Linked DNA regions of Homo sapiens: region 2 is linked to region 1. A link is an interaction called in ENCODE POLR2A ChIA-PET data of the cell type or tissue named here. Cell type or tissue: HepG2. All regions are shown on one strand.

Evidence for each region. ChIA-PET counts read pairs that join two places held together with the same protein. Peaks named below come from ENCODE experiments on the same cell type or tissue, not always from the same donor. Only the 100,000 strongest peaks of a DNase experiment are listed, where the experiment ranks them.
Region 2: POLR2A ChIA-PET joins it to region 1 with 7 read pairs; 2 of 35 experiments call an interaction of 5 or more read pairs at or near these places.

The regions. Positions count from the first base shown.
Region 1 is chr11:10,597,484-10,602,483 of GRCh38, reverse strand. It overlaps IRAG1 (inositol 1,4,5-triphosphate receptor associated 1), which reads left to right. Exons shown (of 21, transcript NM_130385.4): 15 at 1,425-1,566. IRAG1-AS1 (IRAG1 antisense RNA 1) reads right to left here. Exons shown (of 4, transcript NR_046375.1): 4 at 2,552-2,793. Among named protein-coding and RNA genes, the nearest start is that of LYVE1, 31 kb to the right of the region's middle. In HepG2, no CTCF peak of the experiment used is centred here; a DNase peak (open chromatin) is centred at 2,873.
Region 2 is chr11:8,900,052-8,905,051 of GRCh38, reverse strand. It overlaps a transcript of DENND2B not described here. Among named protein-coding and RNA genes, the nearest start is that of AKIP1, 8.6 kb to the left of the region's middle. In HepG2, no CTCF peak of the experiment used is centred here; no DNase peak of the experiment used is centred here.

The DNA of each region.
Region 1 (5,000 bases):
CACATTGCCCGAGTTCTAATCCTGGCTCCAACCTTCATTCGCTGTGTGACCTTGGGCCCCTTACTGAGGTTTCTCTGCTTCAGTCTTTTCAAGTATAAAATGAGGATGGTCACAGTATCTGCCATAGAGGGTTGCTGCCGTACTTGTAAAGCATTTGGATGTTGTTATTATGTTGCTATGACATGAATCTATGTCCTGCTGCTCTGGTTACATGAGAGGAGGTTCCTGGGGTGGTGCAGCCCTGAGCAGTTCCTATTAAATAAAAGAAAGACCTGTCGCTGGGCCATCCCACCCTGTGTCCTTCAGGACAAGGACATCTGACTCAGCAGTGGTGCCCAGGAAGTCACTCCAGCTGGGAGCAGCAACACGGGAGGACTCTAGGGAAGTAGCTGGTCTCAGCCACGCATGACTGTGGGACCTGTTCCTGCGAAGCCACTGGGTGTGTCCCTCTGTGGCCAGGCAGGGCCTGAGCTAGATCCTCTGAGGGATCTAACTGGGGTATGAGCAGAGAGAAATTGTTCTCATTGTGTGCAGGCTTCCCAAACTTGTGCCTCAGCCCACCTGTCACTCACGCCATCTGCTCCCTTCTCCAAATGGCTCCCTCGTCTTGGCTGCTATGTCTCAGTCTTTGCCTTCCTCTCTGGCTCCACTGGGCCAGGTCAGGCTTCATCCTGTTTTTACCTGCTGCCCTCACTGCCACCAGTCTCACTCCCTTGAGTCCCATCTCTACCTATGACCTGATTATATTACTCTCTTACTTTAAGGGAGATATTCAATGGCTTCCCTTTTCCTTCAGAATAAGTTCAAATTCCTTTGTCTAGCATTCGAGGTCCTTCACAACCCAGACTTACAAATAGACCCAACTGCTTGCTGATCCCTACATAGGTAGGAGGACCTGCAGTGTCTGGGCTTTCTGGACAGCCCTGGTTTATTATGTCGATTGTCCCAGCATAATTTGTCGTCGTGCCTTTCTTCACTCTCCAGAGGACTCTTATTCAGAGGATAAAACCTCATCTACATATAAGCCCTGTGCTTCCCTGCCTCTAGACTCCTCTTGGAGTTCCCTGGCCTGAACGCTGTGTCCCTCCTGCCCTTGTCTATGGGCCCAGATGCTGCTCACATCCTACATCCACTGCATTCCCTCTCCATGAAGCCTCCCCTGACCCGTTCTCTGCAAGCAGAAACAACTCTCCTCTGCCTGTCATCTCCTGCAGTGTGGTGGCTGTGCTTTTCTCATTCTCCCTAAGCGCAGGTGCTGAGTCCACCTCTCAGCTCACATGGCAGACAGCAAACTCTTCAGAGGGCAGAGTCTTGTCCCTGTATCCTTTTGATTCTCCTAGCCCAGACCCTAGGTCAGAGCAAATAAGTGCCAACGGAGCCTTTCCTCCAATGGCCTCATGCACTCATGCGCTCCTTCCCCGCAGGAAAAGCGCATGTCGAAAGCAACGGAAGTGATGATGCAGTATGTGGAGAATCTAAAGAGGACGTATGAGAAGGACCATGCGGAGCTCATGGAGTTTAAAAAGCTTGCAAATCAGAATTCAAGCCGCAGCTGTGGCCCCTCTGGTAAGGACCTAGGCTCCTGCCCCATCTTGGCCCTACAAGGTGGACTTCCAAGAGCTCTTGGCTAGGATTAGAGCTGTCAGAACAGCCCCAGGACTTATTTCCAGTTGAGCAGCACTCCTGTCTAGTGCTGCCCACAGGGGCCTCCCAGCAGCTGCTTCAGTGGGCCTGGCAGGGCAGTCTGGAACCAGGAAACATGAGCCTTTCCAAAGTGACTTCCTAACTCCCAAAGCAATAAATCACAGTGGCTGACCATGGATACAAAGCCCATGGGCTACAAGAGCTCTTGGACTTACAGGGTCTGAGAGTGACCCTAGACCCTGTCAGTCCGTGTGCTTTGGGATCCCCTTTTAGGCAGCACATGCTAAGGAATTTGGGCTTTATTCTGGAAAGCATTAGGGATCCAGCCAATGATTTTAATCAAGAAAATGACTTGATCATATATGTAGTTTAAGAAGATTCCCTTTAACTGTGGTGTGGCAGTTACATTACTGGGACAAAGCAGGGATAGAAAACCCCATGAAGATGTTCTTGCAACAGTCCAGGTGAGGGGTGAAACCTGGGCAGTTAGGGTGGAGTGAGAGTCTGGCTGAAGGAGATGTTACGGAGAAAAACAGCAGACTCATGGGTAAGACAGAAGTTTCAAAGAAATACTCTTGTTTAGAAGTTCTATACGAATTGCTATAGGAGCACGGGGGAGGGCCCACCTGATTCTGCTTGAAGGGAGACAAAGAAGCCTTCAAAGAGGGATGGTATCTTGTTGGTGTTTTAAAGTAAAAATAGGAGTTCTCCAGTCAATAGAGGAAGACACATCCCAAGTGGAGAAACCAGCATGGACAAAGGTGTGGAGGTTGGGGGTGAAAACAAGATGAAACAAACAGTTTGTCATAGTGGCAGTGTCAGGGTGTGGAAGTGAGACTTGGTTGACCAGGGCCACACGCCAGGCCATGCTAGCAATTTGAGCCTCTAGGCAACGGGGAGTCATTGGTAAGTTTATACCACATGAGGTAATCAGCCTTTATTTTTAGATTATTCTGACTTCAGTGGACAATATATTGGAGGTGTGCAAAAGCTGAGGTAAAGAGAGACACAGTAGGAGGCTCTTTCTCAGTCCAGCAGGAAGAGGTTGGTGCCTTGGACCAGATCTCTCCATGGGCACTGTCAGGGTTTGAACTCTGGCTGATGAGGGTGGCTAGCAGGAGAAAACAGACCTTTTAGCAACAGGAATCCCTGTGGAATGCAAACATCCGTGTTACCAAGAGCTGCAGAAGGGAAAGTACAGAAAGTATAACAGATGGAGAAACCTTTATAAACAGGAGGTTTCACAAGTTTCCTGGAGAATATCAGTGACATGTCCCAGAGTCCAAAGGCAGCATGCACACATGCTCCAGACTGTCAGCTTTGGATCTGTCAGCAAGGCTCCTGACCCACATGCACCTAGGCCTCTAACCATTTTCCGTCAGTGTTGGAAGCTGAGGAAGTTGCCGCCAAAGGAATCCTAATGCGTGGACTCCTGCATTTATTGCTGCACAAGGCCTCCTGCAAACCACCTTACCTAAGATTTATAGGATGAGCAGTTACCCATGAGTCTCATTCGTTCATTCTACAGACATTTATTGAGTACCTTTGGTTTGCCCTATATAATACTGGAATATAGAGGTAAAGGGCACACAGTCACAGACCCAAAGGAGCTCCCAACCTTTGGGAAGTCAAGGCAGTGTAGCCAGTGCTATGACAGAAGAAAGCAGACTTCCGAGGAGAATACACCACAGAGTCCCACATTCACTCTAGGAGGATGAGAAAACGCTTACCGTAGGAAAGGTCAACGATAGCTGTACGTGTTTTTCTGATATTTGTTTCCACTCCAGTTGTTCTTCCAAGCTATACCTCAGCTTGGGCTAGGCAGAGTGGCCGTAACCACTCAGCAGGTGTTTCCATAAGATACTCTATGACTGTTCCCTAATAGTGTTTGTGTCTTAAGCCTTTATACAACCTCTGCAATCTTTGTCTATGCCTGGGGTTTTGAAGACTGCAGTAAATAAAATATCCCTGATTTCAAGGAAGGTGATATACATTTTTTAAAAATAACATGTTTCTTTCTGAATATGAAATTTACCAATTATCTGCATTTTAGATTATTTCCTTAGTGTAGATTTCTAGAAGTATGAATACTAGCTCAGGGGAAATAAATTTTTTAAGGCTCTTAAAGCAAATTATTTTCAAATAACCCATTTATGTTTTCACTGAATGGGTTACAATACTCAATTCACCGTGCCATTGACACAATTCTTGTTCTTTCTTTTTGTAAATATCCATGACTTTGATAGGCCACAATTGTGTCTTGTCTTATTGTTTTAATTGTATTTCTTGGCCTTTCCAAATGTTTATGGAACATTTGTATTTCTGCTTTTAAAAATTCTGTATTTATGACCTTTGCCACTTGTAAGCTTGGTAGTTTACTAATTTATATGAACTCTTCACATGTAAAGAATATTTTCTGGTTCTGCTATTTTGGCTGACTGGAAAACTTGAAAATCTTTTGACCACAAGCACTTAGAAATTGCTGCTGGACAAAATAAAGCAAACCTTTGTCTAAATAGCTGAATCCACAAGAAAATAAATTGAAATACCCAGATACAAGAAAAGAAAAGAGAACTGAAACCAAGCTGACCCTGCAGCTTCCTTAGGGACAAGTGTCAGCCTTGGTTATCTGGGAGCTGAGCTTTTGCACTTGCCTGTGGTCTGAGACAAGGCCTGGAACACCTATGGTAGAGAGTTGACACAGATTCCCACAGAAAGTTAAGGGCGTCCAAGGACTATATCCTCAGATGGAATTTGGATAAGGAAAAATAATAATCACCAACCAGCAGAGAAACAAGGAAATTTGTTTCACCCTGGACTGTAGTAGGAAAAAACACTTTCTCCTTCCTCATAGGGAAAGTACGTGCTCACAAAGTGACAGCAGTGATGATGCAATATGCAGAGGATTTGAAAAGAACAGCAAGATGGTGCTTCTAAGATATGTTAGAAATAAGCAGAAAAGTACTCTGGAGAGACAGACCCTGCATCTGGACACACAGGATTCCTCTAATAAAGCCTCACTGAAGATGACTTCACAACTTAAAATTATAAAATACACAAGAAAACAATTCATCATGAACAAAAGTCATCAGTTACACAAAACAATAGGATTATATCCTAAGAACCTCGGAAAATAAAATGATCTGACAATTTTTTTAAGATAAGCTTAAAATTGTTACAGGTAGCTGGGTACAGTGGCTCACGTCTGTAATCCTAACACTTTGGGAGGCCAAGGTGAAAGGATCGCTTGAGGCCAGGAGGTTGAGACCAGCCTGGGCAACAAAGTGAGACCAGCCTGGGCAACAAAGTGAGACCCTATCTCCACAAAAAATAAAAATAAAAAGCAATTAGTCAGA
Region 2 (5,000 bases), 1.7 Mb after region 1:
TTCAGTTTGTCAACTTCTGTGTAACAACTGTTGATGTTTTGATAGAGATTATATTGAATTCACAGATTAATTGAGGAAGAATTGCAATCTTAACAATATTGGGTTTTTGAATTTATGAACATGGAATGTCTGTCCATTTATTTCAGTTTTCTTTATTTTTTTTACTAATATTGTGTAGTGATTAGTGTACATATTGCACTTCTTTTAACAAATTTATTAAGTATTTTTATGCTGTTGTGAATGAAATTGTTTTCTCAATTTCATTTTCAGATGAAATTATTACTAGTGTATAGAAATATAGTTGACTTTTTCATATTGATATTGTATCCTGTAACCTTGTTAAACTCATTTACTTGTTCTAAGAATTTTTTTGTGGATTCTTTAGGATTTTCTGTATACTGGATCAGATCTTCTGTGAATAAAGAAAGGCTAACTTTTTTCTTTTCAATCAGGACTTCTTTTTCTTGCCTAATCGCACTGGCTTGAACCTGTAGTACAATGTTGAATAGAAGTGGCAAGGGGAACATCTTTGCCTTGTTCCCAATTTTAGAGGCAGAACATTCAGCCTTTTACCATTAAGTATGATATTTGTTTTTTTGTAGATACTCTTTATTAGGTTAAGGAAGTTCTCATCTATCTTTAAAAATTATTTTTAATTAGCTTCTTCAGGTTGAGAAGAAGTTTCCTTCTATTCCTGGTTTAGTGAAAGTTTTTATCATGAATGATTTTTGAAGTTTTTCAGACGTTTTTTGTATGTCCATTGATGTGATCATGTGGTTTTTATTTTTTATTCTATTAACATGTGTTGAATGAATTGATTTTTGGATATTAAGCCAATCTTTCGTTGTTGAATTTGGTTTGCTAGTATTTTACTGAGGATTTTTCTGTGTATATTCATGAGGGATATTGATCTCTAGTTTTCTTGTTTCTGGTCTTTGTGTCTTTTGGTATTAGGATAATATTGGCCTTATAGAATGATTTAGGAATGTTCTATTTCTTGGAAGAGTGTGTAGAATTGGTATTATTCTTAAGCATTTGATTAAAACCATCTGGGCCTGGGCTTTACTTTGTGGGAAGATTTTTAATTACTAATTCAACTTTTTTCCTTGTTTTAGGTCTACTTATATTTTCTATTCCTTCTTTTTTTTTTTTTTTTTTTTTTGAGACAAGGTCTCACTCCTGTTGCCAAGGCTGGAGTGCCGTGGCATAATCACAGCTCACTACAGCCTCAACTCCCTGGGCTCAGGTGATTCTCCCACCTTAGCCACTCGAGTAGCTGGGACTACAGGCATGCATCACCACTAGGCCCACCTAATTTTTTTGGTACTTTTTGTAGTAGAGATGTGGTTTTGCCATGTTGCCCAGGCTGGTCTTGAACTCCTGAACTCAAGTGATCTTCTATTCCATCTTGAGTCAGTTTCAATACTTGGTGTCTAAGAATTTGCCCAGTCACTTAAGTTGTCTAATTTGTTGACAAAAAGCTATTGGTAATATTCCCTCACAATCTTTTTTATTTCTTTAAGATCTGATTATGGTAATCTGTGCCTTCTCTCTCTTGCTTTTTTTTTTTTTTTTTTAACATCTTGGTCAGTCTAGTTAAAGTTTTGTCAACTTGTAATATCCTTTTTTTTTCTTTTGAGACAGTCTCACTCTGTCACCCAGGCTGGAATGCAGTAGTGCAATCTCAGCTCACTACAATCTCCGCCTCCCAGGTTCAAGTGATTGATTCTTCTGCCTAATCCACCCAAGTAACAGGGATTACAGGTGCATGCCACCACACCCGACTAATTTTTGTATATTTAGTAGAGACAGGGTTTCACCATGTTGGCCTATGCTGGAGTGAAACTCTGTCTCAAAAAATAAATAAATAAATAAAACTTTAAAAAATACAGATGGCCAGGTGTGGTGGCTCATGCCTGTAATCCCAGCACTTTGGGAAGCCAAGGTGGGTGGATCATGAGGTCAAGAGATCGAGACCATCCTGTCCAACATGGTGAAGCCCCATCTCTACTAAAAATACAAAAATTAGCTGGGTGTGGTGGCGCATGCCTGTAGTCTCAGCTACTCAGGAGGCTGAGGCAGGAGAATTGCTTGAACCTGGGAGGTGGAGGTTGCAGTGAGCCGAGATTGCACCACTGTGATCAAATGTAAATTCAGCCATCTCGATAATAATGTTAAATGTGAATGGTCTCAACAGCCCATTCTATAAGCAGAGATTGTCAGACTGGCTTAGATCCAACTGTCTGTCTACAAGAAACACAACTTATAGTCAAACACACAAATAAGTTGAAAGTTAAAGAAAAAGATATACCATGTAAACTATAAGCATAATATTGCTGGAGTAAAGAAACAGAATCCTGCAGATACCTTGATTGTAGTCCAGTGAAAACCATTTCAGACATCTGACTTCCAGAACCTTAAGATAATAAACTTGTGTTGCTTTAAGCGACTCCCCTTGCCAAAAAAAGATTGCTGAAGTAAATGTATTAACATCAGACAAAATAGACTTGAAGACAAGAAATATCACTAGACAAAGTGGGGCATATCAGAATCACAAAAATGACAAATCATTACATCTGGAAGATATAGCACTTGCAAATGTACATGACCCTAACAACACAGCCTCAAAATACCAAAGCAAAAACTGACAAAATTCAAGCAAGAAATAGACAATTCAACAGTGGTAGTTGGGGACTTCAACACCTCACTCTTTTTTTTTTTTTTTTGAGATGGAGTCTCACTCTGTCACCTACACTGGAGTGCAGTGGTGTGATCTCAGCTCACTGCAGCCTCTGCCTCCTGGGTTCAAGTGATTCTCCTACCTCAGCCTCCTGAGTAGCTGGGATTACAGGCGCGTGCCACCACACCCGGCTACTTTTTGTATTTTTAATAGAGACAGGGTTTCACCGTGTTGGTCAGGCTGGTCTTGAACTCCTGACCTCATGATTCGCCCACCTCAGCCTCCCAAAATGCTGGGATTACAGGCATGAGCCACCGTGCCCAGCCCAATCCTCAGTCTTAATAACTGATAGAACAAACAGAAAATCAGCAAAGATATAGAAGGCTAAACGATACTGTCAGCCACCTTGACACCTATAGGAAACTCCATCCAACAATAGCACAATACACATTCTTGTCAAATACTCCCAGAACATTCTCCAAAACAGACCATTATTAGGTCATAAAACAAGTCTCAATGAATTTAAAAGGACTGAAATCATACCAGGTATGTTCTCTACCCACAATAGAATTAAATTAGAAATCAACAATAGACAATTTGGGGAATCTACAAATATTTGCAAATTAAACAACGCATAGGTAAATAATCCATGGGTCATAGACTAAATCACAAGGGAAACTAGGAAATGTTTTGAACTGAAAGGAAACAAAGATGTGATATATCAAAATGTATGAGAGGCAGCTAAAACTGTGATTAGAGGGAAGTGCCAAGCTTTAGATGTCTATATTAGAAAAGAATATAGGTCAAATCAATAACCTAAGTTTCTACCTTAAGAAACTAGGAGCCGGGCATGCTGGCTCATGCTTGTAATCCCAGCACTTTGGGAGGCTGAGGTGGGCAGATCAGTTGAGGTCAGGAGTTCGAGACCAGCCTGGCCAACATGGTGAAACCCCGTCTCTACTAAAAATACAAAAATTAGCCAGATGTGGTGGCATGCACCTGTAATCCCAGCTACTCGGGAGGCTGAGGCAGGAGAATCACTTGAACCTGGGAGGTGGAGGTTGCAGTGAGCTGAGATTGCACCACTGCACTCCAGCCTGGGCAATAGAGCAAGACTCCATCTCAAAAAAAAAAAAAAAAAAGAAAAGAAAAGAAAAGAAAGAAAAAGAAAAACTAGGAAAAGAAGAACAAACTAAACCCAAAGGAAGCAGGAGGAAGGGTATAATGATGATTAGGTAGAAATCAATAAAATACAAAGTAGAAAAATAGAGAAAAATCAATGAAACCAACAGTTGGTTCTTTGAAAAGATATTAAAATTTGGGCCAGGTGTGGTGGCTCACGCCTGTAATTCCAGCACTTTGGGAGGCCAAGGTGGGCAGATCAGTTAAGGTCAGGAGTTCAAGACCAAGGTTTCACTCTTGTTGCCTAGGCTGGAGTGCAATGGCATGATCTCGGCTCACTGCAACCTCTGCCTCCCAGATTCAAGTGATTCTCCTGCCTCAGCTGCTCAAGTAGCTGGGGTTACAGGTGCCCACCACTATGCCTGGCTAATTTTTTTGTATTTTTAGTAGAGAGAGGGTTTCACCATATTGGCCATGCTGGTCTTGAACTCCTGACCTCAGGTGATCTACCCACCTCGGCCTCCCAAAGTGCTGGGATTACAGGCATGAGCCACCGCACCCGGCCTTTAAAAAAATTTTTTAGTGATTGTTCTAGGAATTAGAATATGCATCTTTATTTGTCACGATCTACTTCTTTCTTTTTTTTTTTTTGAGACAGGGTCTTGCTCTGCCACCCAGGCTGGACTGCAATGGCGCAAGTGTGGCTCACTGTTGCCTCCACCTCCTAGGCTCAAGTGATCCCCCCAACTCAACCTCCTGAGTAGCTGGGACCACAGGCACACGCCAACACACCTGGCTAATTTTTTTTTTTTTTTTTTTGAGATGGAGTCTCACTCTGTCGCCCAGGCTGGAGTGCAGTGGCACGACCTTGGGCACTGCAAGCTCCACCTCCCGGGTTCATGTCATTCTCCTGCCTCAGCCTCCTGAGTAGCTGGGACTACAGGCACCACCACCACACCCAGCTAATTTTTTTTTTTTTTGTATTTTTAGTAGAGACGGGGTTTCACCGTGTTAGCCAGGACAGTCTCGAACTCCTGACCTTGTGATCTACCCGCCTCGGCCTCCCAAAGTGTTGGGATTATAGGCGTGAGCCACTGTGCTGGGCCAATTTTTACATTTTTTATAGAGATGGTGTCTCATCATGTTGCCCAGGCTGGCCTCTAACTCCTGGGCTCAAACAGTCCACCCATCTCGGCCT